Regions from separate parts of the Homo sapiens genome. Here region 1 is linked to region 2. Evidence: read pairs that join two places in POLR2A ChIA-PET (ENCODE). Cell type or tissue: OCI-LY7. All regions are shown on one strand. Links, peaks and the distances in the headings refer to the core of each region. The heading gives the core; the rest is flanking DNA. Region 1 overlaps C14orf39 (chromosome 14 open reading frame 39). Region 2 has its middle 39 kb from the start of DHRS7.

Region 1 (5,406 bases), core at 330-5,329, 230 kb before region 2:
ATTTTGCTCAATATCATTGTATTTTGTGCTTTGTAAATTAGCTGTACTGAGTTACCAAGTAATAAAGGGTTTGACTCCATATTTTGATGTGACTGTTGATGGATTTTTAAACCTAACCCCTTCTTTTCTCATTCTGCCCACATTTGGCCAAGCTGATCAGAAAGCCTGGTTGCTCCCTCCTTTGGTGCCAGTAGGAAGTTCAAACCACATATGGGAGCCCCCACCCAGCCCACCCCCTAACTACCATAAAAACCCAAAGCCAGTCTTCTTTCTCTACTTCTCAAGCTATTTTTCAGTTCAGGAGGCCTGCCCCGCTCTCCCCAGAAGGCCTTAATATATGACTAGAAAAATCTTTTCATGCCCTATTGGGATGTGTGGCATCATCAGTTTCAATATGCAAATCAAATTTTGGGTAAGGGTCTATACTGCTTCTTCAGGGTGTCTACAAATTATCACAGTTGTATTACATTAAGCTGTCTCGAAGACTTAAAAAGAAGGGCAATCTAACTAATGATAGAGTTTAAGAAAATTTTAGACTCTGTTAAAAAAAAAACCATCAAACATTCAACAACTGCTTAAAAGGTGAAAATTTCAGTTAAAAAGCTGGATTTTTTTTTTCGTTTTTTAACAGGTATTTATCTTATTGACTCTATGACTGAATTGATTGGTAGTTTTTATATAATAAAGACATTGGCTATATATGAGACAGAAGAAAAAGTTATAATTTGTTTGTTTATTGATAAATTCAAAACTAGTTTTAGCCTTGAATGATTCAGTGATTCCATGATTTATTTTTACTTTAGAGTAATGTCTAGCAGACCAGTATGGTTAGATTTATCATGTATCAATAAGTGATATGAAATAAGTATTTTAAAAGTATCTACCTTGCACATGGCATTTTGACAGCATATAAAAGGCTAGAACACAGACGTGGTCTTATACTCAAGGAACTTATAACTTGGTTGGGTAGACAAAACTTAGGAAATAACAAAAGCACATTATAATAACTATAACTATAATATAATAACTATATTATAACTATAATATAATATCTATAACTATAATATATTATAGCTATAATATATTATCTATATTATAGTATAACTATAATAATATAATATAACTATAATATTATACTATTATAACTATAATATAACTATAATAATGTAACATAACTATAATATAATATAACTTTAATAATATAATATTACAACTATATTATAATATTATAACTATAATATAACTATATTATAATATAACTATAATATATTATAACTATAATAATATAACTATAATAATATAACTAATATAACTATTATATTATAACTATAATATTATAATATAACTATAATAATATATTATAATGTATTATATATAATATATATTACAATAATATATATTATATATAATAATATAATTATAATAATATAATAATAATATAATATAACAATATGATAATATAATTATATATTATATATTATATTAATAATATAATAATTATATATTATATTAATAATATAACTATAATAATATAACATTATTATATAACTATAATATAACATTATATAACTATAATATAACATTATATAACTATAATAATATAACATTATATAACTATAATAATATAACATTATAATATAACTATAATAATATAACATTATAATATAACTATAATAATATAACATTATAATATAACTATAATAATATAACATTATTATATAACTAATAATATAACATTATTATATAACTAATAATATAACATTATTATATAACTAATATAACATTATATAACTATAATAACATTATTATATAACTATAATAACATAATATAACTATAATAACATAATATAACTATAATAACATAACATAATATAACTATAATAACATAACATTATAATATAACTATAATAATATAACATTATAATATAACTATAATAATATAACATTATATAACTATAATAATATAACATATAACTATAATAATATAGCATTATATAACTATAATAATATAACATATAACTATAATAATATAACATTATATAACTATAATATAACATTATATAACTATAATAATATAACATTATATAACTATAATGATATAACATTATTATATAACTATAATGATATAACATTATATAACTATAATGATATAACATTATATAGCTATAATGATATAACATTATTATATAGCTATAATGATATAACATTATTATATAGCTATAATGATATAACATTATATAGCTATAATGATATAACATTATTATATAGCTATAATGATATAACATTATTATATAGCTATAATGATATAACATTATTATATAGCTATAATGATATAACATTATTATATAGCTATAATGATATAACATTATTATATAGCTATAATGATATAACATTATTATATAGCTATAATGATATAACATTATTATATAGCTATAATGATATAACATTATTATATAGCTATAATAATATAACTATTATAACTATAATAATATAACAACTATATTATAACTATAACAACTATATTATAGTAACAACTATATTATAACTATAATAATATAACAACTGTATTATAACTATAGTAATATAATAACTATATTATTATAATGTGACTTTCGTTATAGAAAAGACCAAGTGTTTTCGGAATGAGGGGAAAAAAGGTCATCATGAGCTAGAAAACCTGGGAAGGATTCACCGAAGAGGTAAAATTGAATTAGGACTTTACAGGTATGTAGATTGTAAAATTTTCAAGTGTAAGATTGATGCTTTTTTAGCCTTTCATGTTTTAATTACCTAACTAGTTGCTAGTCTTTAGTAGGATTGCATTAAACAATTATTGACTTAATAGAATTTAACTGAATTGGTAAAGGAGACAGAGCTCTCTAGATAGGGGGACTAATATGATCAAAAGAAAAATGCAGTCACATGTTTACTATTAATAAGTGTAGAGGAAGTTAAAGAATAGACCTAACTGCAATGAAGAATAATACCAGGAAATTGAGTTTAACAGATATGATAGGACTGATTTATAGAGGATCGTGAAGTGTTTTGACTTGGTTTTACAGAACTTGTATTTTAATGTCAGAGTTTCAAGAGAAAAGAAATGACTAGGAAAATTAAACTGACAATACAGCCAGAGTTAGGAGAAATTAAGAGTTGGATAAACCAATTAGGAGTCAATTGCAGTGGTCCAAGTGTGTAATGATATGTTCCAGGTGATAACAACTGATTGTCTTGTGGTTTCATACTGCTGACACCTAAAATTGGAAAAATATATCTTGTTTAAAAGAAATACATTTGATTGAACATCATCTGAGTATAAGGTAAAAGGAGAAAGGAACCGGAGTTGTTCGTGTTTGAATATCATAGCTCATCCAACTAGTGGAGGCATATGCAGTGTTTCGAATACAAATCACAAAAATAACTTTGTGTAATCAAATAGCCTTATAAAGATAACTTTTAAAAGATAATTATTACCCTAGAGATAAATCAAATCTTCTATCATCTTTAAAATAGGAATTTGTTCCCACTTCTATTCAATGAGTTTTCAGAAATAAGGGGTCTAGTCCCAGAGCTCTTTGTTAAATTTAGAAGAAAAATAGACACTGCATATCTAATTTTGTTTAAGTCCAAAAAATCTATTTTAATATGGTTAGATGAATTTTTTCTCTGTGATTAGAAGAGGTATTCTAAGAATATAAGAGTAATACTCCAAAATCAGTTAAGACTCTTGATTTATTGTCACAAGAGGTATATGTATAAGCAGACAGTGGTTCCTGGAGTATAACTGCTTCTCAGTGGACAGGCCTAGGATCTGTCAGTAGACAAAGCTAGGAAATACATGTATGTATACTATATCTATATACATGTTTGTTGGTGTATCTAACTACTGAAAACAAAACACGAGTTTATACTGGTAACTCCAGCAACAAGAGGCTCATCTAGTATTCCCCTTTTGTTTATTTGTAACTGCTTTCTCTGACAGTGAGAAACCTGGCTGTCATTAACTACAATTTATTTGCTTTCTTTTTCAGTCCTCGTATACATGTAAAGTTATTTCTAAATTGGTAACCCAGACGCTGTGATAAACAAATTTATTAACTAGAGTATGTTAGTTTTCTGTGACTGCTGTAGCAAATTACTATAGCCTTTTTGGGTTGAAGCAATAGGAATTCATTCTCTCATAGATCCAGAGGCCAGGCATCCAAAATTGGTGTTACAGGTCAAAAATCAAGGTGTGAGCAGGATCATACTTTCGATGCTCTAGGGAAGGATCCATTCCTTTCTTCTTTAAGCTTTTGGTGCCTGCTGGCATTTCTTGGCTTGTAGCTACATCACTCCAATTTTCAAAGCCAGTCAGTATTCTACAGAGAAATAGAACCAATAGTATCTATCTATAGTATCTATCTATCTATCTATCTATCTATCTATCTATCTATCTGTCTATCTATATCTAATCTATCCATCCATTCATCTAGATTTATTTTAAGGAATTGGTTGTTAAGATTGTAGAGGTGGCAAGTCTGAAATCTGTAGGACAAGCTGGCAGGCTAGAAATTCAGGTAAGAGTTGATGTTTCAGTTGAGTTCAATATCAACAGAGCAGACTAGGGAGGCCGGGAACTCAGGCAGGGTTTCTGTGTTGCAGTCTCAAGGTCAAATTCACTCTTTAGGAAACTTCAGTCTTTGCTCCTAAGGCCTTCAACTAATTGAATGCAGCCTACCCACATTATGGAGAGTTCTGCTTTACCCAAAGTCTACTGACTTAATCATATCTAAAAAATACTTTTGCATCAACATCTAGAATGGTGTTTCACCAAACAACTGGGTACCATATCCTATCCAAATTGACATAAAATTAACCACCATAGCCAGCATCTTCAAATTTCTCTTTGACCCGCCTTCACACGGCCTTCCCTTAGTGTGTGAAATCTCTCCCACTGCCTCCCTTTTATAAGCATACATGTGATTGCATTTAGGGTCCATCTGGATGGATAATTCAGATAATCTCCCCATTTCAAGACTTTGACTTAGTCACATCCACAAAGCCTCATTTTTTTTTCCATATAGGTAACAATCACAGATTCCAGGGATTAGGTCATGGAAATCTTCTGGGGGGCCATTTCCAGTCTATTACATAAGGTATAGTGTTTGTGTGTTTTCTTTATCCAGTTACAGCAATATTTTCCAAAGTTACTTAAGTTAGCTCCTATCTTCTATACCCCCTTACATTTGATTGTGTCATTCATTTGTAACATGGATTCATTTGTGGCCATCTACATTCCATCTTGGGTTTATCTGAATTACTGCTTGGTTTAAAAAAAATTGTATACAGTAAAATTCCTTCTGTAAACCAAAAGTAAAATTCAAAGCCCCCCACCCATCTGAATGGATCCTTCCTATCATCAAG
Region 2 (5,406 bases), core at 58-5,057:
TTAAAAACTGCTCTAGTGATTCTAATGAGCAGCTAGGGTTGAGAAACCCTGCCCTAGAGCCTAAGGTCCCATTTCAAGTCATAGGGAAGTTCCCATCTATATTGCGTAAAGCCAATGGTTCCTATGCACACACGAATTCATTCTCTCTCTCTCTCACACACACACTCATACACATACACTCTAGCCACTTTCTAATCTTTGAAACCTCACTGAGAAACAAGAGTGATAAGGTGAGTAGATACTAAGACAGTTTTAATTAGAAAATAGTTGAAGGAAGAAATACTTCAGAGAGTTTGTAGGCAACAGAGAAGACATTCAAAGAAAGAAGTAATATAGGTCTCATTTGCCAATGGATTTCCAGCAACTGGGATGAGGGGAATGAAGGAAGGAAAGGGAAGAAGCAAGAGAAAAGAGAAACAGGGGAAGGGGAGAGAGAGAGAGAGAACAAGAACACAAAGATGCGCAGATTTGGAGCGTCAATGGGGGTTGGAGGAGGTTTAAGAAAGTCCCTGACAGGAATTCTGTGGAAAGTCCACAGAATATAAGCACAAGGTCAGCTGAGGAAGAGAAAAGACTCAGTCGATGCTGGGCACGTATTTTATTGAGTTCCCATCAGTTGAATTTGTGCTTTCTTCAGCAGCGACACCCCAACCTTGTCATGGATGACCATGACCCCAGTTTGGGAGATTTGAAAGACCCTCCTGCCCTGACTCGGCACATTTTCTATTTCTTTCTTTCTTTTTATTTCTTCTCCTATTGATCTTCCAATAGTCACTATGGCCCGATTCTCAGTGCAGCCTGCAGTCTACGAACTAAGTGTAATGTGTTCTAATCTGCTCGGACGTTGTGCTCTGCTCTTTGACTGGTGCCAATAGATCTGCCCTGATGTCATGCACGTGGTCTTGGTTGGGCTTCTTATAATCTCAGCTCTCATGTATTAATTCTGGCAGGGAACAATATGTGCTGAGGAAGAAAAATGCAGCCAAGTGGCCCCGGAAGAGATTACACCCAAACTTTGATCTTCATATATATTGTTTGGTTCAAAGGGTAGTCATTGGTCTCAGCAACTCCTTCCCAGGTACTCTCATGTGATCCTAGGTAATCAAGCCTAAAACGGTACACTTTTCTCCCTGACTCATTTTTACCAGAACAATCATAATGAAAATGTAATTATATGACAGAACACCGAGGACATAGAACTTCACTCCTTTGTTGAGGTAGTCTTTTCACATAGAATTTTCATTTGCCAGTAGCTTGATGTCTGCTACTCCTAGAAAGATTTCTTTAAGATCTAAAGATTACACGATGCCCCAAATTTGAGAACCTTTGAGCTCCCTATTGACCCGTGTTCTACCAATTGTGAAGTGGAACAAAGAACAAAGGACAAATTTAAGAGGTTTCTACAAAAGAGCTGGATACCAGCAAAAGACATGAAAAAAGATATAAACAAACTGTAGAAATAGGAAAATGTATAGTAAAATTTTATACATGTGTCATTTAGTTCCTCTTCCCTTAGGAAATTATGATACATTGGGAACAATTAATACAAGGATGATATATAATAAAAAATTATCATGACCTAAATGTTTATCAGCTTGGTTTGTTGAATAAATTATGGTACATACATATAATGGAATACTATGGACAGTAATAGATGAGATGGAATGCTACAGTTATTGTATATGTTAAGTTAAAATGCCAATTGCAGAACAGTGTGATCCAATTTGAAAAAAAATCTGGAAGAGACACACTACAATGTGGTAGGGTGACAGAATTTCTCTTCTTTGTGTCATTGATTTTTTTTTTTAGAGTAAGCATTCACTGCTTCTATAATCAGCAAAAACACTGAAACTTTTCCACCCACACCCCCATAAAACAAAAAAAAAGAAAGTATTTGTATGAGCAAGTAAGAATTTACATAAAAGGTGATACTATTTCCCTCCTCCCCCCACCACACACACATCTTTTTCCCCTGGTACTGGAATTCAAAAGTCAGTATCACTGTGGCAATGACGAATAGGCAAAGGTTTGGTAGAGCCATGATGTTCCGAGATTTTTATTAAAGAAATTCACAAGCCTGATGAGTTGAAGAAAGCCTAAAAAGCTTTCTCCTTTTATGGTGTTGTGTGTATATGTTTGCATGCCCTTAGATGCAGCTTCTCATGCATCTTTTCCAATGACTCGTGGAGACTCTGGGTCAATGTCAAGAGGGCAGACTCTTTTCATATTCCCTCTCCCTTCCTGATCCCCAGAGGAAGGCCTTCTTTTAGAATCCTTGGCTGCGCCCAGCACCAGCGCTGGGAAAACTTCAAGTAGAGGAGGCTCTACCCACATTCCCTCCACAGGACCATCTTCCTCCTCTCAGCTTCCCCTCTCACCACTCTCTGTCACCTGAGATACCCAAGCTACTCCCCATAGCCTGTTTCTGTCAGCTGTGGTCCCTCACCACACATACCTCTCACAGCCTTTCAGCCTCCAGAATAACATTGCTTTCTATTCCTGGCTCCCTGTTGAACCATGACAACTCCTATCTTGTCAGGGCAATGTTCCTGATTAAGAGGAATTAAAATCTCAAAACAGGGCAAATAATCAATACTCTGACAAGTAGTACGTCACCAGGGCTAGTCACATCTCAGAAAGAGAGTTAACCTGAAGGAATGAATCTGTAATATTGTAATTTAGCCAGGGTTACAGACTAATAAGGACAATATTTTGGGTGGGTGTATGTGTCCGTGTGGGGGTGGAGGCAGGAAGCTAATTAGCAACACAACAAGGACTAGAACTTTTGTTTCCCTGTTGCTCAATCCAGGGCTCTTCTGGCAATAGTTTGCTGCCTTTTTTTTCTCCTTTATTGGAATTTAACACTTTAAGTAGTATTGTATAATTTGAAGAAAATTTCATCCTTCAATACTTTAAAGAGGAAAAGTATTACATTGCTATAGAATGTGTGTAAAACGCTGATTTGAACAGTGTTTGTAGTCATTTTGGCATATCAAACGATTATTAAATTACAGTATCTCCAGTTTAAAGCAAAGAATCAAGATAGTATTAACCCCTGCCATACTGTTTGAGAGGCAGTGAGCTCTGAAATCAGATTGCCTGGGTTGAGTGGGCAGGCAGTCTTATTTACATGCAACGGCTAGTTTAGCCACACGCCAGCTGTGTGACCTTGGGCAAATTAACCTTGCCTCTCCATGCTTGCGTTTCCTCTTTCATAAAACATGAGCAATAAAGGTATCGATCTTACAGGGTTGCTGCTAGCATTGAATGAGTTGATGCATATAAAACATTTAGAACAGAGCCTGGCACAAAGTAAACACCCGATAGATGTCCCTTGTGCAATTAGCAGTTGATGAAATGAAAGTATAGGTCACAGCTACATATATATTTTGTTGGATGCTCAAGTCAGCAAAAAATATGTTAAACATACCAGTGAGAATAGTCAGGAAAACTTAAAAAGAACAATGATAAAATGAAGACTTGCATTTCCAGGCATTACTATCTTTTATACCACCTATCAGTACAATCAGTGAAATAAAATGAGACTGTAGTAACAGTAAACAGAACAATGGAACAGAATAGAAACCTCTAAAAGCAACCCCAAACACACACATGAATTTAGTACTAGCAAGATTGACATTTGAAATTTGGGAAGAAAAATTGAGCCACCCAATAAATAGTAGTAAGACAAATGGTGAGACATTTGGAAAAGTCATCAAATCTGTTTTTTATAATTTATACCAAACTAAGTTACAGGCGGATAAAGGTTAAATGTAAAAACAAAATAAAAATATGAAAGGATGAAAAGTAAGGATAGAGTATAAAGATAACTATAATCAGCTATCAAGGAAAGGAAAGACTTCACTTAAAAATAAAGGAGAAGCCATAAAGAAACAGCTAAATAGACTTTAATATGTACAATTATTAAAATTCTGTATATTAAAAAATTAAAGAACGGGGGAAAAGTTGAATATGGGGTCAAGAGCATTACTTGATAAAGCTCATTTATAAATCAGTTAGAAAATATGATGCCCACTGAAACAGAGAAATGGGTAAAGGACATGAAAGGTAAATTCCCAAAAGATACTAAATGACCAAAATAAAATAAGAAATTTCAGTTAGATTAATATTTGAAGGAATGCAGTTCCCTTAAAATGAGATACTATATCTCTTTTAATGAATTTACAACTTTTAGTAAATTATAATCCCCAGTATTTGTGAGAGTTTGGGGAATGGATATTTTCAAGTACTGTTAATAGGAGTGTATTTTGCTACAACATTTCTTCAGAGTATTTTAGTGGTGTGTCAAAAGTCTTAAAAATGCTTATAGCCTTTGACTAGTAATTCCACTTCTTAAAATTTGTCAGAGGGAAATAATTGGGAATGTAGCCAAAGGCTTATCTTTAAAGATACTGAACATTTCTCATAGTAGGAAAAAACAGAACAAAACAAAGGATTGGATAAATAGATTGGATTTTCCATATGAAGGAATAATATACAGTCACTAAAAACAATGTGTTTGGCAGGGAGTGGTGGCTCATGCCTGTAATCCCTGCACTTTGGACTTTGGGGAGGCCAAAGCAGGAGGAGAGCTTTAGGCCAGGAGTTCAAGACCAACCTAGGCAACACAGTGAGACCCCCATCTCTACCAAAAAAAAAAAAAAAAAAAAGAAAGTCAGACATGGTGGTGCACACACGTAGTCTCAGATACTTGGGAGGCTGAGGCAGAAGGATTTCTTAAGCCCAGGAGTTTGATGCTAGAGTGAGCCGTGGTCATGCCAATGCACTCCAGCCTGGGTGGCAGTGCTAGACGCTGCCTCTAAAAAAAAAGTTTGTTTAATAACATGGAAAACTTAACAGAATATACGATGTTAAAAAAAAACTGGCTTATAAAACAGTTCAATACCAACATTTTAAAATATGAATTCTTAAAGGGATGAAAAAATATGTTTCAAAGTCTTAGCAGCTGCTTATTTCTAAGTGGTGAAATTGAGGATTATTTTGATTTTCTTCTTTTTCTCTTTTTTTTTTTTTTACAGAGGGCATGTATTATCATTTTAGTTAAAATTTTAATTGAGACAATTATAGATTTACATGTAATTGTAAAAAATAATAGAGAGATCTCTGTACCCATTATCTGGGTTCCCCCAATGGTTATATCTTGCAAAACTATACTATGATATCACAACCAAGATATTGGCATTGATACAATCTGTAGATCTTATTCAGATTTCCCAAGTTTTGCTTGTACTCATTTGCATATGGGTGTGTGTTTAGTTCTATACAATTTTATCACATCTGTAGGTTTGGTTATTCACCAGCATAAGCAAGATACGGAGCAGTTCCTTTACCATAAGAAAGATCTCTCCTGTTACCTTTATACCCTCACCTACATTCCACTTTTTT

The links. Peaks named below come from ENCODE experiments on the same cell type or tissue, not always from the same donor. Only the 100,000 strongest peaks of a DNase experiment are listed, where the experiment ranks them.
Region 1: POLR2A ChIA-PET joins it to region 2 with 5 read pairs; 2 of 35 experiments call an interaction of 5 or more read pairs at or near these places.

The regions. Positions count from the first base shown.
Region 1 is chr14:60,430,629-60,436,034 of GRCh38, reverse strand. C14orf39 (chromosome 14 open reading frame 39) reads left to right here. Exons shown (of 18, transcript NM_174978.3): 18 at 1-79. Among named protein-coding and RNA genes, the nearest start is that of C14orf39, 53 kb to the left of the region's middle. In OCI-LY7, for the core only: no CTCF peak of the experiment used is centred there; no DNase peak of the experiment used is centred there.
Region 2 is chr14:60,202,055-60,207,460 of GRCh38, reverse strand. No RefSeq gene overlaps it. Among named protein-coding and RNA genes, the nearest start is that of DHRS7, 39 kb to the right of the region's middle. In OCI-LY7, for the core only: no CTCF peak of the experiment used is centred there; DNase peaks (open chromatin) are centred at 2,430, 2,730 and 3,150; H3K4me3 peaks cover 2,596 bases; H3K27ac peaks cover 3,639 bases.